2 separate regions of the Homo sapiens genome follow, and region 2 is linked to region 1. The links are chromatin contacts, found by Hi-C or POLR2A ChIA-PET in ENCODE. All regions are on one chromosome and are shown on one strand. Each heading gives the region's core, a stretch centred on a gene start or an enhancer-like site at or near the end of the contact. The rest is flanking DNA. Distances are from core to core; before and after follow the strand shown.

Region 1 (4,405 bases), core at 772-3,271:
CATAACTAGATAGTTCAGCTCAAAGTGACATCCTCTAAACTACCAGAATGTTAGTAGTGACTCTCATGCACATAAAAACTAGCTGAACCTACATGGATACATCATCTTTCTTTTTCTTTTCTCATTCTCTAAAAGCTGTTTTGCTTATTTAATTGTTTATCCTATCATAAGCGATTTTAAAATGTTGATAGAAAGCAGATGACGCAGGCCGGGGGCAGTGGCTAACACCTGTAATCCCAGAACTTTGGGAGGCTGAGGCAGGCATATTACCTGAGGTCAGGAGTTGGAGACCAGCCTGGCTAACATGGTGAAACCCTGTCTCTACTAAAATACAGCAATTAGCCGGGTGTGGAGGTGCACGCCTGTAATCCCAGCTACTCGGGAGGCTGAGGCAGGAGAATCACTTGAACCTGGGAGACAGAGGTTGCAGTGAGCCAAGATCCAGTGCTTTGGCAACAGAGAAAGACTCACACAAAATTAAAAAAAAAAAAAAAATTAAAAACCAAGCAGTGATGCTGCTACTTTATAGTATGAGAGGCTCTTCTGAATACCCATCAACTTCAGAGTATTTGGATTTGAGGTTGGCAGGGCAGTTGATAATTTCATTCACAGATGAAGAAGCTTGAGGTTCAGAGACATTAGTTATCTCACCCAAGATCACCAAACCAGTTAATTGCGGAGTCATGATTAGATCCCAGGTCTATAGTACAAGAATGCTTACCACTTCATCACAGGGTCTCATTAGCATATGCACAAAAACATAAATTCATTTCATCTTTATGCTGGCTCACGCATGTGCAGGCACACACATACAGAGTTAAAACTTGAATACTCTCATGATAATGGCATCACTGCAACCACGGTGGAATCAGCGACAATAGACAATTAGATGCGGTTTCAGGGTAATTTTTTTGATCCCAGTTTGAAATTTTTTTTTCTTAAAAAAATGTATTCACCTGCCATGTAACAACTGTATCAAAGGGATATAATTGCTGTAACATAGCAAAGAACTGTGGCTTACATTTAATTTGTTTGAATTATTTGAAATGAGCAATCATCCCCCAGATGCTGGCATCAGGAATACGATATAGTAGCTACCTGGTGGCTATCTGGTGCAGCACCGTTTCCATTCAATTCATAACCATCCACCTCCTGGGTGTCACTCTTCAGTTATCTACCTGATATATCATTGGGCTGTTTACCCCAGGCTGATCTAAAACTGATACAAGTATACATTCCTAACTTGAATCACTTAGCAATAGCATACTTCTCTATTAAATCACCCAGCCAAAAATGTTTCCTCTTGAGTAGTAAAAATAATAGCAGCAACAATTTTTACATTATTCAAAAAACTGAGGCTCTAGCCTTTGCTTACAAAGAAGTGAATGAGCTGAAATCCTCTAAAAATGGCTTTCTCACTTTTAGCCTCTTAATTAGAAAGTTATCGTTAAAAATAAATTCTAGTTCTAAGAATCTGACCATCATTTGTTCAAAACCAGCATATCACAGAATTAGCAAAAAATCATTTGGTTTGTCTTCTTTACCTTCACAACTTGAGGCAACAGCAGCAGATTTTTAGCATATGGAAATATTCCAGGTTTTTCCCTCCAGTTCCCCTTGTGGAGAGGCACGCCACAAAATGGAACAGAGGGCAGAAGTGAGTGTCTTGCTCTAGCTCTGCTGCCCACTTGTCTTTGCACCTATGAAATGAACATATACTCCCAACTCTCAGGTCCCCTGCAGCTCTAAAACACAATTCTCTGATATAATCTGCAAAGTAAGTTTGAGACCCTGTAAAACTATGACATTGAAGAGTTTACAAAAAAGGTTCCAAATTTTATTTGTTTTTGAGATGGAATCTCGCTCTGTCACCCAGGCTGGAGTGCAGTGGCGCAATCTCCTCTCCCTGCAACCGCCGCCTACCAGGTTCAAGCGATTCTTCTGCTTCAGCCTCCCAAGTAGCTGGCACTGTAGGCACACTCTACCATGCCCGGCTAATTTTTAGCAGAGACAGGGTTTCACCATATTGGCCAGGCTAGTCTCGAAATCTTGACCTCGTGATCCACCTGCCTCGGCCTCCCAAAGTGCTGGGATTACAGGCATGAGCCACCTCACCAGGCTCGGTTTCAAATTTTAAAATTGCATGTTTGTTTTCTTACTATGCATTTCCCTAATTCTACTCTTAAAATGTATTATTTTTTGTTTGTTTTTTCCTATATATTTCAAACTATAAAATCAGCTTAAAAACCAAGGGCTCCCCAATGATTTGCTACTGACCAGGAGATCAGGCCCAGTCTCTACAATGACCTCTCCTGCACTAAAGCAAAAGCGAGGTGCTTACTTAAGGCCAGCTACTTATTCAATCCCGGGGCCAACCTTTCTCAGCTGGAACTTAACCAGCCCCAGTACTCACAAAGCCCAGCTCACATTCACTGCATGTCTTCACTTACAGATATAAATGCCTGCACACACATGCCCTTTACTTACATTGTGACCATTATGTGGAGCCACTTTATGGATGTAACTGCATTTTGATGTTTTATTTTTTAAGACAGGGTCTCACTGTTGCCCAAGGTGGAGCGCAGTAGCATGATCATAACACTGCAGCCTTGACCTCCTGGGCTCAAGCAATCCTCGCTCCTTAGCGTCCCAAGTAGCTGGGACTACAGGCACACACCACCACATCCGACTAATTATGTTCTTTCCGATACTTCAATATCTGCTTATCTGCTAAGCAGAATATGACACATTCTGCTTATAATAAATAATGTGATATAAATCTTACAATCGATTCATTTCCCCAGCCTCAAAATTTAGTTCTACAAAAATATTAGACTAATACATGAAGCAACTTTATGAACATAATTTATTTTGTTAGACTTGATAGGATTGCCGGATTTTCAAACTAGAGTTTCCGCATCAAGAAACTGAAGACGAAAACATTAAGTGCAGTCCTTTTCTTGCTAATTGTAAGAATTCTAGATAAATCACTTCTGCAATATATTTTTTAAAAATTCATCACAGATTTTCAAACACTGTTACTGCTAAAGCACAGTAATAAACAGTTTAGAGCTTGGTGGCTCACGCCTGTAATCCCAGCACTTTGGGAGGCCGAGGCGGTCAGATCATGGGGTCAAGAGCCGAGGCGGTCAGATCATGGGGTCAAGAGTTCAAGATCAGCCTGGCCAACATGGTGAAACCCCGTCTCTACTAAAAATACAAAAATTAGCCGGGCGTGGTGGCGGGCGCCTGTAATCCCAGCTACTCGGGAGGCTGAGGGAGGAGAACTGTTTGAACCCAGGAGGCAGAGGTTGCAGTGAGCCGAGAGCACGCCACTGCATTCCAGCCTGGGTGACAGAGCGAGACTCCAACTGAAAAAAAAAAAAGAAAAAAGAAATAAAAGAGCTTAGTTTCAGCTAAGTGAAAACTTCAATTTATCAGTTTTCTAAGTAATGGCACTGTTTAAAATTAAAAGACACACCTGTGTTTAAAAACATAGCTATTTGTGTTAAATGACAATCAGCCACATATGATTATACTCAGCTTTCTTTTAAACTAAAATCACTCAATCAAATACAGTCGTTATCCTGAACACACCAAAGCAGCACTTAGGGACAAGAAATCATTCCTATCTATTGTGCCCTGCATGGAGTACAAGAACTATATATGTGGGGACTTTTAAAAGGGTAACTAACGGGGTGGGGAGTTTACCTATATAATTCCATAAATGCCAAAATTTTCCAAGAGCTGAGATGAGCACTGGTAGTTTTTCTCTGCTTATGAATTGATACCCTTTGGTATAAGGACTGACAAGAAACTATACTATTTAAGTAAAGCAATTTTATCTTCCTAAATCTCCTTCCCAACAATGACAGTAAAGTAAAATTAAGCACCTTGGCAGCAAGTACTACAAATAACATGACATGTTTTTAAGTTGTTTTTAAGAAAACATATAAGTGCCTTTTCCTCTAAGGGCACAAAACTATCAACAATCACACAACTGCTTCATTTCTTAAAATTATTAGACAATATTTCTAATGTCACTTTCAGATTTTCATTTTTTTTTAAACCATGTGCACATACCCTATCTTTGAGAAACTAGAAATCAAAAAAGGAGGTAAGATGTCAACATGTTTAATTCAACAAACATCTGAGAAGTGTATGCCAGGCTCTAAGGTAGGCACCTTCAAGAAAGTAATTTTAAGAGGGCAGACAGGTAATAATATTCCAATGCTAACTATAATGATCACTCCATAGAAGGTAGTACCTAACACAGACTGGGGTTATAAACAAATTTCTTAACAGTCCCACTAAGATAACAAACTATATTCACCATAAAAGTTTATTGTTAGTTGTGATTTTCTGTTAAGTAAAAAATATAACTGTAAAACACGAAATAATCTAG
Region 2 (4,405 bases), core at 1,119-3,618, 900 kb before region 1:
TTAGAAAAGGATGGCTGGGCCCAGTGACTCATGCCTGTAATCCCAGCACTTTGGGAGGCTGAGGCAAGTGGATCACCTGAGGCCAGGAGTTCAAGACCAGCCTGACCAACGTGGAGAAATCCCATCTCCACTAAAAAAATACAAAATTAGCTGGGCATGGTGGCGCATACCTGTAATCCCAACTACTCGGGAGGCTGAGGCGGGAGAATTGCATGAACCCGGGAGATGGAGGTTGCAGTGAGCTGAGATCATGCCATTGCACTCCAGCTTGGGCAACAAGAGCGAAACTCCATCTCAAAAAACAAAACAAAAAAAAGGAGTCACTGCCATTTCTGACAACATGAATGAATCTGGAAGACATGTATAAATATGTTGTGTGTGTGTAGATGATAGATAGATAGATAGATAGATAGATAGATAGATAGATAGATAATGAATACACGCACAATTTCAGTTTATATATACACACCAAAATTGTTTTATTCATTTATTCATTGATGAATTGGTTGTTTCCATATCTTGGAAATTGTTTCTTCTATATATTGGCATAGGTTATTTCTGTGTCTGGTTTATGATCTCACTTATATGTGGAATCCAAAAAATGTCAAATAGATAGAAATAGAGAGTAGAATTGTGGTTACCAGGGGCAGGGAGTGGAAGGAAATGGGGAGATGTAGGTCAAAAGCTACAAACTTGCATTGTATAGGATGAATAAGTCTAGAGAGCTAATGCACAGCATTGAGGACTAGAGTTAAATATTGTATTGTACACTGAACATTTGTAGAGTTAAATATTGTATTGTATATTGAACATTTGCAAGGACAGTAGATTTTAAGTACCCTTAACCACAAAAAAGATGACTGCATGAAGTGATGAATATGTTACTTTGCTTGACTGTAGTAATTATGTGGGTGTGTGTATATATATATATATATATATATATATATATATATATACACACATACATATGCATATGTATTTCAAAACATCATAATGTAAACCTTAAATGTATATAAAAATAACTAATTAAAAAGAAGACACTGGAAAAATATCCTCAATAAAAAACCCCACAACTCACAGCAAATATTTGAAAATACGACCAAATTTTAAAATAAAATGTGAAATATTTAGCCAGGTACAGTGGCTCACACCTATAATCCCAGCATTTTGGGAGGCCAAAGCAGGAAGATTGCTTGAGACAAGGAATTCGAGACTAGTCTGGACAACATTACAAGACCCTGTCTCTTCAAAAAATTGAGAAAATTAGCCAGGTGTGGTGGCACACACCTGTAGTCCCAGCTACATGGGAGGCTGGGACAAGAGGCTTGCTTGAGCCTGAGAGATCAAGGTTGCACCAAGCTGGGATTGTGCCACTGGACTCCAGCCTGGATGGCAAAGCAAGACCCTATCTCTAAAATCTAAAAAGAATTAAAAGTAATAATATAACATATTTTTCTCTAGTGTCTTGAAAAGATTAAAAATTTGACAGACTGGAGTTGCCAAGTATTAATAATGGGTACGTTTATCTTATAGTGAAGGAGTGCAAATTGATATAAACTTTCTGATGAGAAAATTTGAAAAAATGTATTAAGATATAAAATGTTCAGCAATCACATTTCTGGGGCATCTTGTGGAAAAAAAGATCACAAATGGAAATCATTGTAGACAGAAAGATATCCATGATTGTTTTCATAATTGTGAAAAATGTACAGCAAACCATATTTCATCAATGTGAAATTGGTTTATGTGAAACACAGCACAGATATAAAATGGAATAGTATGCAGTCAGTGAAATGCTGATGCAGACGAATTGACAGTGGTTATTTCTGGTGGTGGAATTTCAAGCTTTTTTTTTAACTTTCTTTACACATGCTGAGATGATTGAATTTTTATACTTAACATTTATATTCTAAAAAATAAAAGCTTTACAAAAATCATACTTTTAATAACCATTCAAAGGCTATATCATATTATACTAAATATAGCAGCCAACAGTCCAATATATTGCTCAATGACTTACAAAATAATGGAGATCCTCACTTTGCTAGCTCTTCAAATGTGGATGTAGCCTTAACCTTGAATTAATTGAATGTTAGAATGTAATCTGTGTGTATTCCATAAGGCTAATATGAATTTTATGCCTGCTATTCAGAGTTGTAGTTTCTTTTATTGTGCTTTTGGCAGTCTAAGCAATAATTATAGATATCTCTTATAAAAACCTCTGAACTCCTGCCTGGATTTATAATACTATTCATGTTGATCTGGAATTCTTTTGAATAGCTTTGTACATGATTAACCGGAATAACAAATGAGTCATCGCATAACACACAGTGCAGAAATGAGGCTGTATCTTTTCAGGAACAAGTAGTCCCTATTGCCTTATGATCTGGGGATAGCTACTTAGCCTCTAGACTCATACTCAGTTTCAAAACAAGAATGTTTAACTCGTGTCAAAAAGCTAAGGGTGTTTTGTTCATAACTTTTTTCTTGTGAATGATTTGAGTTTCGACAGAGCTGAATGAACAGCAACATAGTGAATGTTGACCCTGAGATACCAAAAAATCCACATTCAACAGTAGATTTATAACCAGCTTGTCTTCGAATTTTAAAGACTGTAAATAAGGCCGGGCACAGTGGCTCATGCCTGTAATCCCAGCACTTTGGGAGGCTGAGGCGGGTGTATCACGAGGTCAGGAGTTTGAGACCAGCCTGGCCAATATGTTGAAATCCCATCTCTACTAAAAATACAAAAATTAGACGGGCGTGGTGGCGCACGCCTGTAGTTCCAGCTACTCGGAAGCCTGAGGCAGAAGAATCACTTGAACTTGGGAGGCAGAGGTTGCAGTAAGCCAAGATTGCACCACTGCACTCCAGCCTGGGCGACAGAGCAAGACTCTGTCTCAAAAAAACAACAAAAAAAAAAAGACTATAAATAAGGTATATTCAATATAAATCATTGAGCAAGTTTATTTTTGTTTCCTCATCTTGGGGAAATTTGTTAGCTTTTCTGGATAATTCTCAAAGATCCTATGTAGCTATTTTGTCTTACTGCAAAATACCATTATAGTTTAGCCATATGAAAAGTATAGTTTTAATAAAATCCTCTTCAACAATATTGCTAAAACCTTGCTTCCTTTTTTTAGTGCCAATGAGTCAGTTACTGTGTATTATTTCATCAGTGTGTTTTAACACTATTTGATAAAATTTAGACTCATGAAAAATCACGTAGTTCTTACATTCATCCACCATCTGAATTTAGAAGACATAAAAGCTAAACACTAAGTAAGAATCAATCAGAAATTAATATTAATTATCTTCCACATTCATCCAACTGATTCAAATGGATTAATTTCAATGAACTTCCCATTCAGAAGGTTCACGGATGTCTCTTTCATTCATTCTCTTCTGGTTTTACAATTGATCACAATTTCCTTTTGGCCGTTTTGCCAACCAGGTAACATTTCTTGAGAAAAACCTTTCCTTGGCCTTGGTGTTTCTTCAACTGTACCATCTCATGTCATTCATCTCCTGGAAATGCCAAAGAGAAATAATGAATGCTTCCGTTTCCTCACCCCTCTCTGTCAGATGATTAATGCACTCGTAAAGATTAAGTATCATGGTATAGTCTTACCTTTTTTGTTGGAGCTCTCTCTTAAAAGGCTGTTAGTCTGCAGCAAGTCTCTTGTAGTTTTCTTCCACTCTAGTTTCTTTAACACACACCCCCTGGGTTACTTAAGTTTTCTCTGTTTACTTAGCTTCTTTCGCTCTTTTTTTCTGCCTTTGCTTCTTCCTACTCACCCACTAAAGGCATCGATCTCCCCAGACTGAATCCCAGAAACATGCTTTCCAATTCCGTTGTTATCAGCCTTTCCCCAGTTTTTCAAACATTAACTATTACCTACTCCTCTGACTTGCGTGTTTTATTTTTTCATCATGGACTGTTACCAACTATTTCTCCATTGTATCTTTCATGTATTTTATTTTCCATTTCTATAGCCACTAACAGCATTTGTTCATTTATAGGCTTGTACAGAGTTCTAATCATACTAACAATACATTTCATAAAGCTCCAGATTGCTACGTCTCTTCTTCTGAGGCACTTCACAGTCATCTGCTATGAAAGCTCTATGAATATGAGAAAGAAAAACTCTCAATAGTTGAAGTTTACTGAAAATAAATTAAACCCTCTAGTATCAATTATTTTTTAACAAACTCTTTCAAATTCTGGTACCATCTTTTTTTTCAGCAGATACTCTGTACTTCAGCCAAGACACTTTATGGAACAACAATATTAAATTACGCCATCCCCATTCCTAATAGGGGTGTAATTTAAAAATACTGGTCTGGAAAATAGTTGGTCTTACCCTCTACCATCTAACAACTTTAACTCCTTTTGGAAACTAAT

The links. A loop is a pair of places that touch in the nucleus more often than their neighbours do. ChIA-PET counts read pairs that join two places held with the same protein, here RNA polymerase II (POLR2A). Pooled maps may share reads with other maps.
Region 2: a loop to region 1 is called in a pooled map, with 2.0 times the contacts of the local background. The contact joins two enhancer-like sites. A Hi-C loop is called at or near these places in 3 of 168 maps with a recorded cell type or tissue (K562, endothelial cell of umbilical vein and sigmoid colon) and 4 of 50 pooled maps. POLR2A ChIA-PET finds 5 or more read pairs at or near these places in 1 of 52 experiments (BJ).

The regions. Positions count from the first base shown.
Region 1 is chr6:163,420,732-163,425,136 of GRCh38, reverse strand. The region is part of intron 1 of QKI (QKI, KH domain containing RNA binding); the gene reads right to left. Among named protein-coding and RNA genes, the nearest start is that of QKI, 8.2 kb to the right of the region's middle. RefSeq lists a silencer at 1,716-1,960. Within about 2 kb of position 2,021, at least 8 of the 41 ENCODE cell types and tissues checked have a DNase peak (open chromatin) inside an H3K27ac peak, as active enhancers do.
Region 2 is chr6:164,320,679-164,325,083 of GRCh38, reverse strand. No RefSeq gene overlaps it. Among named protein-coding and RNA genes, the nearest start is that of MEAT6, 500 kb to the left of the region's middle. Within about 2 kb of position 2,368, at least 2 of the 41 ENCODE cell types and tissues checked have a DNase peak (open chromatin) inside an H3K27ac peak, as active enhancers do.